Regions from separate parts of the Homo sapiens genome. Here region 2 is linked to region 1. Evidence: chromatin contacts called from ENCODE Hi-C data. All regions are on one chromosome and are shown on one strand. The core of a region is the stretch at or near the end of the contact, and the rest is flanking DNA. Distances in the headings are between cores, read along the strand shown.

Region 1 (4,098 bases), core at 1,355-3,854:
TCCTTTTCTACTTTACTAAAACATCAAAACTGTAGGTGGCATTACTTGGTACACACCTGAAGGAATATAATTGTTCTATTGTGTCTATATAAAGACACACGCAGTTAGTTGTGTGTTCACTGTGGCACTATTCACAATAGCAAAGACATGGAATCAACCAAAATGCCCATCGATGGGCTGAATAAAGAAAATGTGGTACATGTACACTGTGGAGTACTATGCAGCCATAATAAAAAGAATGAGATCACGCCCTGTGCAGCAAAATGGATGGAGCTGGAGGCCAATATCATAAGCGAACCAGCGGAGGAACAGAAAACCAAATATCTCATGGTCTCACTTGAGCTCAACATTGACACAAAGAATGGAACAACGGCCACCAAGGCCTGCTTGAGGGTGGAGGGTGGGAGGGAAAGGACTGAAAAACTACCTATCAGGTACTGTACTTACTATGCGTTGTAATAATCTGTACACCAGACCACCATGACACCCAACTTACCTATATAACACACCTGCATGTGTACCCCTGAAACTAAAAGTTTTTAAAAATATAAAAATAAAGGCCCATAGGTGGCTGGTGTCCACGGGTCCCGAGTTCGAATCCTGACTCTGCCACCTTCAGAAGTGGGTGGATTCAGGCAAGGCTTTAAACTCTCCAGGCTGCAGGCTCCTGACCTGACAAATGAGGGTCCTACCACCTCTGTCTGGCAGTGACCAGGATAACAAAATGACACAAAGGGCACCCAGCCCTGAACACGGCGTCCTGCAGAGACAAACACTCAAGCGGCAGGTGCTATTACGGATTTTATTCAGTGAGGGGAAGGGAAGAAACCAGGAGGATGGTTCAGGAAATGTTCCATAGAAATTTCTGGAATCTGGAGCAGGAGCAGCTGTCAGAGATGCCTGCAGGCAACGGTGTCACTTACAAGGCAAAACCGCACCGGCTGCTGCTGCAGAGCTGTGCCCCAGTCCAGCGGGACGCCCCCGACTCCTCCACCAGCGCTCCCCCGCCATCACCATCCAGACTCTTGCTAGCTTCTCACTTATCCTCCTCACTGTTTACATCTTCTCATCCTAAACACGGATTCATAACTAACGTCTTCATAAAACCACAGGGGACAGGGTGACAGAGACAAAAACTCCTTAGTCAGTCGGCACGCAGGACACTCGGCAACTGTCCATCTATCGATGACAAGACAGATTCTGGGCAGCTGCTCCATTCAGGGCTGTGCAGGTACTGATGCTCAGCATTAAAGAGACGACTCACGACTACAGAGCAGTCACCCAGAGAAACGGCAGGAGGTCCTAAGTCAGGGTCGCCCCAGCGCGAGGTAACCAGCTGCCCACGAGCTCCAGGGAGAAAGACTCAGCAAGCGGCCACTCCAGCTCCCTCCAAGCTCAAGTCCTGTGAGAGACGATAATGTACACAAGACTGGAAGAAAAAGTCACCAAAACAAACCTTGCCCATACCCTGTGGGCAGACGGCTGAGGTGTCTATGCCACCTGCTCTGCCATTCACTTCCCGAGGCCCCGCCCTCATTCTCTCCCAGCTTTGCAAACCGTCAGCACAGGAAAGAGGATGAACATGGATGTGAGTGAGGAAAACAAGAGTGTGTGCTTAGCTTTCGTGTGTGGCTTTGCATCTCACTGGCCCTGCCCATACAGACCCGGCTTCCGGTGGCTCCTAACCAAGAATGTTCCCAGTGGCATCCTATTTTCAAAACAAGAAACTCTTGGACAAATAAATTCAAGTTTCTATGTAAAATTCTGAATTTTATGTCCAGAAAACCCCCCAAAAGACAATATCATAGTCATCACAGTTCAATTTTTTTTTTTTTTGAGACAAGATCTCACTCTGGCACCCAGGGTGGAGCGCAGTGATGCAATCATAGCTCACTGCAGCCTGCAACTCCTTGGCTCAAGTGATCCTCCTGCCTCAGCCACTCAAGTAGCTAGGACTAAAGGCACTTGCCACTGTGCCTAGGCTGGTCTCAAACTCCTGGCCTCAAGCAATCCTCCCACTTCGGCCTCCCGAAGCGCTGAGATTACAAGCATTAGCCACCGCACCTGGCTTCAAATTTTTTAAAATATTGAAACCCGAGCTAAATAAATAAATAAATAAAACAGGGCCGGGCACAGTGGCTCATGCCTGTAATCCCAGCACTTTGGGAGGCCAAGGCGGGTAGATCACCTGAGGTCAGGAGTTTGAGACCGGCCTGGCCAACGTGGTGAAACCCTATCTCTACTAAAAACATAAAAATTAGTTGGGTGTGGTGGTGCATGCCTGTAGTCCCCGCTACTCAGGAGGCTGAGGCAGGCGAATCACTTGAACCTGGGAGGCAAAGGCTGCAGTGAGCTGAGATCACACCACTGCACTCCAGCCTGGGCGACAGAGCAAGATTCCGTCTTAAAAAAAAAAAAAAAAAAAGAAAAGAATTTTAAAAAAAGCACTCCCCTCTCCAAGCAGGATCCATAATCAGTAGTAGACCGTCCAACAAAAGGTCTCCCAGCCTGCTCTCGGGGGCTGTCAAGGATCACTTATCATTCGGCCGCCTACCCCGCTCTTCCCAGGCTGAAGTGACTCTGTTCTGGATGCTCCAATCCTAGTACCCACTAGCCTGGAAAGCCCTCCTGACTGCTACCTGGCTTCCAGGATCTCTCCCTGGACTCCGCCCCATCTCCCAGGCCCCTCCCACACAGCCTTGTGTGGCTGCGATCTCTACCTGTATCAGTGGCTCCTGGGGGAGATCTGAAGGGCCCTGAGTGTCCCACACATCTGCCTGTTCTCCCAGCTTCAAAAACTGCGCTCTGCCCAGTGCAGAGGCTTGATAAAATCTTGTCTATTGATTCTCACATTAGCCACTTCCCCTACTAAACAAAGTGAGTATAAACTTGGTCCTCCCACCACCATCCCTCAAAATAAATATTTGCCATTGCAAAGCCACCAGAGAAATCCACACACGCACACACTGCCCTCACTCAATCCATGGCCCCGCGTGTCCTTCCTGGCTCTGGCCTTGTTTAGCACTGGCCTTTGTGGAGGGGGATGGGCAGCTCCCAGGACACAGCGCTGGAACAAAGAAAATTACTCCTTGAGTTGGCAACACTTAGCTTTTTTTCTTCTTTTGTGTCTTCAGCATAATTGCTACAAACAACAAAAACTGAATAATGCTAATACGTAACTATGAAGGCCATAACACAGTTTAGGCCAAACATACAGAGTGAATTCCCTTTCAAAGACCAACACAGATCCAGTGGGTTATCTAAAACCCAGCACAGGGATGGATTGAGGCTGCTTGGGGCTCAGCCAGAAAGAGTCCCCCAGTTGACAACTGACTTCTGCCAGGAGCCAAGGAGAGCCAAAGGGGCCCCTGTTCCAGTCCCAGAGGAACTGCGCCCTCTTCCTGGTGAGGGATTTCGCTCACACAGCTCCATGCACACAGCCGTCATTATTCAACTAACAAGGAATTAATAGCCTGCAGACAATCCAAAAGTTTAAAAACCTAATCTCTAAGTGCTGGAAATGCATTAGCCATGCAAACATTTGTTTATGAACAAACAACTGAAAGAATGAAAATCAGCAAAAGGAGACAAACGGCCATCCTGAGTGTCATAAAATGAACCTTGAAAGCACTGAAAGGTTTCCCAGATAGGGGCTGCTGGGCTGCAGGAGCGGCTTCACGAGCAGCTACGTCCAACCCACAGAGAGAAAGACACAGCCCAGCACACACCCGACAGAAATGAGGCCATATGGGCACCAAAAGGCAAGTGAGAATCTGCACAGTGGTGCTATTCATGACAGCCCCAAAACAGGCAGCCACTCAAACACTGACAGCCCCCGAAACAGGCAGCCACTCAAACACTGACAGCCCCCGAAACAGGCAACCACTCACACACTGACAGCCCCCGAAACAGGCAGCCACTCAAACACTGACAGCCCCCGAAACAGGCAGCCACTCAAACACTGACAGCCCCCGAAACAGGCAGCCACTCAAACACTGACAGCCCCCGAAACAGGCAACCACTCAAGCACATATCACAGGCAGAAGAGACCAATAAATGGGGGCTACAATTTCTAACGACCCTCACGACAGATGAGTC
Region 2 (4,127 bases), core at 860-3,359, 670 kb before region 1:
ATTACTTGTCATTTGACGACAGAGAATTAAAAAAGAAGTGGCTGGGCACAGTGGCTCACACCTGTAACCTCTGCACTTTGGGAGGCCTAGGAAGGTGGATTGCTGGAGTTCAGGAGATCAAGACCAGCCCGGGCAACCCTATCTCTGCCAAAAATACAAAAAATTAGCCAGGTGTGGTGGCACATGCCTGTGGTCCCAACTACTCAGGAGGCTGAGATGAGAGGATCGCTTGACCCTGGGAGGCAGAGGTTGCAGTGAGCTGAGATCGTGCTACTATACTCCAGCCTGGGTGGCAGAGTGAGACCCCATCTCAAAAAAATAAAATACACAAATGAAGCTCTCCACTAATATTGGTCCTGGGGAGGCTGGCCTCTGTCCGCACCAACCATGTCCAGGACAGGACGAAACATTCATGGTTGGACCATCAGACACAATCCACAGTCCACAGGCAATTAGTACACAGACCCAGTACTGTGTGACGTGTTATGTTTAAAACTCTGAACCCAGCATTAGGCCTGCCTTTTTAGTATATTTACGTTGATTTAAGTTACTTGATAATCATCGACTCAGTATGGTTTAAAGAAAATCAAAGCCACTGACTCTTTAAGTCTATGGAGCATTTGCTGATCCCAGTTAACTGTATATAATTGTCAAATTTCCAATCTCTGAAATGACCCTTTGGACACACACTGATGGGGCAGGCTGTTGAACTTTTGCAAAGAACACTTAACCTTCTGCAGAAATGGTGTAAAATACAGGCTTGCGGAATGAGCTGGTCCACTCCAGTGCCCCCACCTCCTGTCCACGCCAGGCACCTAAGAAGCTGCTCAATCACTACAATTTCGGGTGCTATTAGCTTGCCAAGTGCTTTTCATCTTTTAAGGGCTGCCCAAGGGCCAAGGGATAAATCAGGAATGTTGTATCTTTTATTCCATTATTTTAAGGATAAATTACTGCTTAGTCAAATTTGTTATGTCCAGATGGGATATGCAGAAACCCCTGTATTTCAATTATGGTCAATACTGCATCTCATTTCTAGGATTTAAGTGTAGTTTGAGAACATCAAAATCCTTTTCAAACTCCGGGATTTGCGTTGAAATTGTTAACATCTTTCTCTGTTAAAACAAAAATTAATTTCACTAAATTGCTAAAATAAGCCTGAGGAATCTAGAACCCTGCGGAAGATTGAATAGGTATTGAAATTCATTTTCAGAGAGGCCTGCAGGTGGCGCCATAAGCAAACGGTCTTACCCTCTCCCACCAACCTACTCTCCCCAGAATTTAAAAAGGAGGAAAACAGGAAGATCTTAGCTCACATGATAAAGGGGAGGGGAGCCTACGAAAACTACAGATTCGTAAACTATCATATAGAATCGTGCTGCCATAATAAAAAATTCAATAATTAAAATATTGATTATGGAATTGCCTGCTTCCTTTGTATTAAATATGTGCAGTTTATAGTTAATGTGTTTATAAATAAATATAATTTTCAGTTGAATTTTTTATGATACCATAATAACATCCCAATCCTCATTTGTGTGTTAAACGTGTTCTTTAACAAAATTATACATTTACTATTGCAATGTAACTAGCTGGGTTTTCAGCCTTCATCTAATTTTCCAGAATGGTATTTCTGCAGTCCTAACATTCTTTGCTTAATCACTCCGATAAAAACGGTGGATTTCTTTGTAATGCAATTTGTAAGCAAAAAACATGATTGAGAATGCAGTATTTGCTGTCAACTATGTTTAACACAGGGTTTTAATTTAGCGGGTAATTATTCATTTGGTAGACGCTTTTTCCATTCACATTTATTTTCCCTGCTCTTAAGAAAGTTCGTAAGTTTGGAGAACCTTGGAAAACCAGGGTTGTGGCGTATTTGATGTAAGCCAGAGTTTGATACAGATGTTATCGCAAGAGAACATTTTTTTTATCTGCTAAAGACAGGAGGTCACATTAACTCGTAATACAGACACATAAAAATGTGATTATGGGTTCTAAACAGAACGCAGTAGGCTCCTAGTTAACACAATGAGATTTCTAGGAAGTGATGCATAAATTCTTCAAAAATGACACATTTCTCACGTTCCATTCCAATTAAATTACTGAGGCAGCTAACAGCCATGAGCACAAAGTACGGGATAAAATGAGGGTTTGCTTCTTGTAACTGTGTCTCTGTGAAAGTATATTTTTATGAGAAGCAGTTAATATTAAGCTATTATTTTTCAGCTGTGCTGGAAGGGATGTCTTGAGCCTTTCTTGTCGCGCTCTCCCCAGAAGAGCCTCCCCCTTTGTTTCTTGGGTTTGCTGATAGGAAGAGCGCGTTGCTCCACCGGCTACCGCCTTCACCTGGGGCTTTGGAGTGAAAGGGACCAGCCCAGGAAGGGGTCCCCAGCACCAGTCCCCAAGGGTGGGTGTAATCGCTGCCCAGAGGCCCTCAGCCAGGAGATTCAAAGGTGGGAGGCGCCCCCTCCGCTCCGCTCCCCCTACCCGCAGCGCCCGGCCGGGACGGGAGGTGCGGGGCTGGCCCCCACTCGCGATCCGCGAACACGCGGGGCCTGTCCTCCACGCCCAGCTCAGGCTTCAGGGACACGAGCGCCCCGCGGCTGCGCGGCGTGGGAGGGGGTTCCGACAGCCTGCGGAGCCCAGCCCCACCCTCCCCAGACCCGCTGGCAGCAAGAGGGGTTCAGGGCTGTTGCCCCGGGAAGGAGGCCCGAAGAGCTTGCAGCCGCCGGGAGGGGTGGGGCGGGAGGGGGCGTCGGAAGACAAAAGGATGTGAGGCTTTAAATTCAAAAAGATGTTTTGAAAGCCAAGCGCTGGGGTTTGAAAGGCGCTGGGAGGACGGCGGCAGAGCGATCCCAATCAGAAATGCGATTTGAAGTCCTAATGAACTTGATTGCGTGAACATTTATAATCCCCCATGGCCCTAAATGAAATCAGATATAATCAGAAGATACAGGGAAGGGAGTGTTTACAGCCGACGCCGGGCGGCCGCGGGACGGGGAGATGCGGCCCCGGTATTGATGTCGAAAATGATGGATAACGCGGGAATGGCAAATATACTATTTGTCTAATGGCTCGGCAATTAAATTCCCCTGTAAATGACCCATGCCTCATTTCATCCTAATCTATGGAATTTTGATTGAATTCGTCAGCTCTAATTGAAAAATACTGCACTTTAATGTCTGCATTGCAGTTTCAGGACGAGAGTGGTTTTAATGAGACAGTGCCCCCATGACCCGGGAATATTTGAGACTTTTATTCGGAATTTAAAGCCAGGAGATTGCTCGACTGAGCCCTGAGATTTCCTCTCCTGTATCCACGTCCATCCATCTCCAGACGCGATTTAATAAACGCACTTAAGGATAAATGCGCCCCCGACCCTCGCGCCAACGTGTTACCCCACGGGCGCCCCTCCTCGGAATAAGGGACGGCGGAGGCCGGGGAGGCGGGGGAGTTGGGGGGCTCAGAAGGTCCTGGTCCCTCCCCGGCCCAAGTTTCCCTGCCCTCCCTGCCACCCTGGTCCCCAGGCACTGTCGCGGACCCCAGACTCCGCCTTCCCTAGGCCAAACCTAGGCGACCTCCCTGGACTAGGAGGCCTGGCTGCCTGCCACCCGCGCACCGGAAGAAGGGACTCGCGCACTCGGAGAAGGGGCCGGGCCCCGACGCGCTTTATATGCAAATGGCGAGGCGAAGCCATCCCTGAGAAATTAGCTACTTGCTGAAGCATATTTACTAGATTGAAATGAGTTAAAGAGAAACATTTTAAGTCGTGCAAACGAGATAATTGGGCCGCATTAAAGCTGGGGATGTTTGCTCCTTTCAAAAAAAAAAAAAAAAAAAAAAAACCGCCGGAGGAGGAGGAGAGCAGTAAAAGCACGCGTAGAAATGAAGCCCCAGCTGGTCAGAGACCGGAAATCCGGTAGTGCACGGGACGGGTTCCCTCGGGGATCTCGGAGGGGAGACCCCCACCCGGGAGGACTGGAGGCAGCGCCTCTCCCGCCCCGGCGCGCGCAGCCTATTTCCCTCTTTCCAAGGGGCCAATCCCCACCGCGGCCCGCAGGGGGCGCGCTCAAGGCAAGGTCCCGCGGCGAGAACGGTGCCCAGTGGGAGCGAAGGGCGAGGCC

What was found. Hi-C counts contacts between places; a loop is a spot of excess contacts on that map. Pooled maps may share reads with other maps.
Region 2: a pooled map shows a loop between it and region 1 (5-fold over the local background). The contact joins the enhancer-like site here to the promoter of AGAP1-IT1 in region 1. A Hi-C loop is called at or near these places in 1 of 168 maps with a recorded cell type or tissue (endothelial cell of umbilical vein), 4 of 37 single-sample maps with no recorded cell type and 7 of 50 pooled maps.

The regions. Positions count from the first base shown.
Region 1 is chr2:235,504,257-235,508,354 of GRCh38, reverse strand. It overlaps AGAP1-IT1 (AGAP1 intronic transcript 1), which reads right to left and starts at 2,604. Exons shown (of 2, transcript NR_131900.1): 1 at 2,555-2,604; 2 at 789-1,402. The region is part of intron 1 of AGAP1 (ArfGAP with GTPase domain, ankyrin repeat and PH domain 1); the gene reads right to left. RefSeq lists an enhancer at 2,806-3,312.
Region 2 is chr2:236,178,158-236,182,284 of GRCh38, reverse strand. The region is part of intron 1 of GBX2-AS1 (GBX2 and ASB18 antisense RNA 1); the gene reads right to left. Among named protein-coding and RNA genes, the nearest start is that of GBX2, 12 kb to the right of the region's middle. RefSeq lists enhancers at 1,930-2,445, 2,446-2,963 and a silencer at 3,905-4,127. Within about 2 kb of position 2,109, at least 3 of the 41 ENCODE cell types and tissues checked have a DNase peak (open chromatin) inside an H3K27ac peak, as active enhancers do; they include endothelial cell of umbilical vein, where a contact is called at or near this core.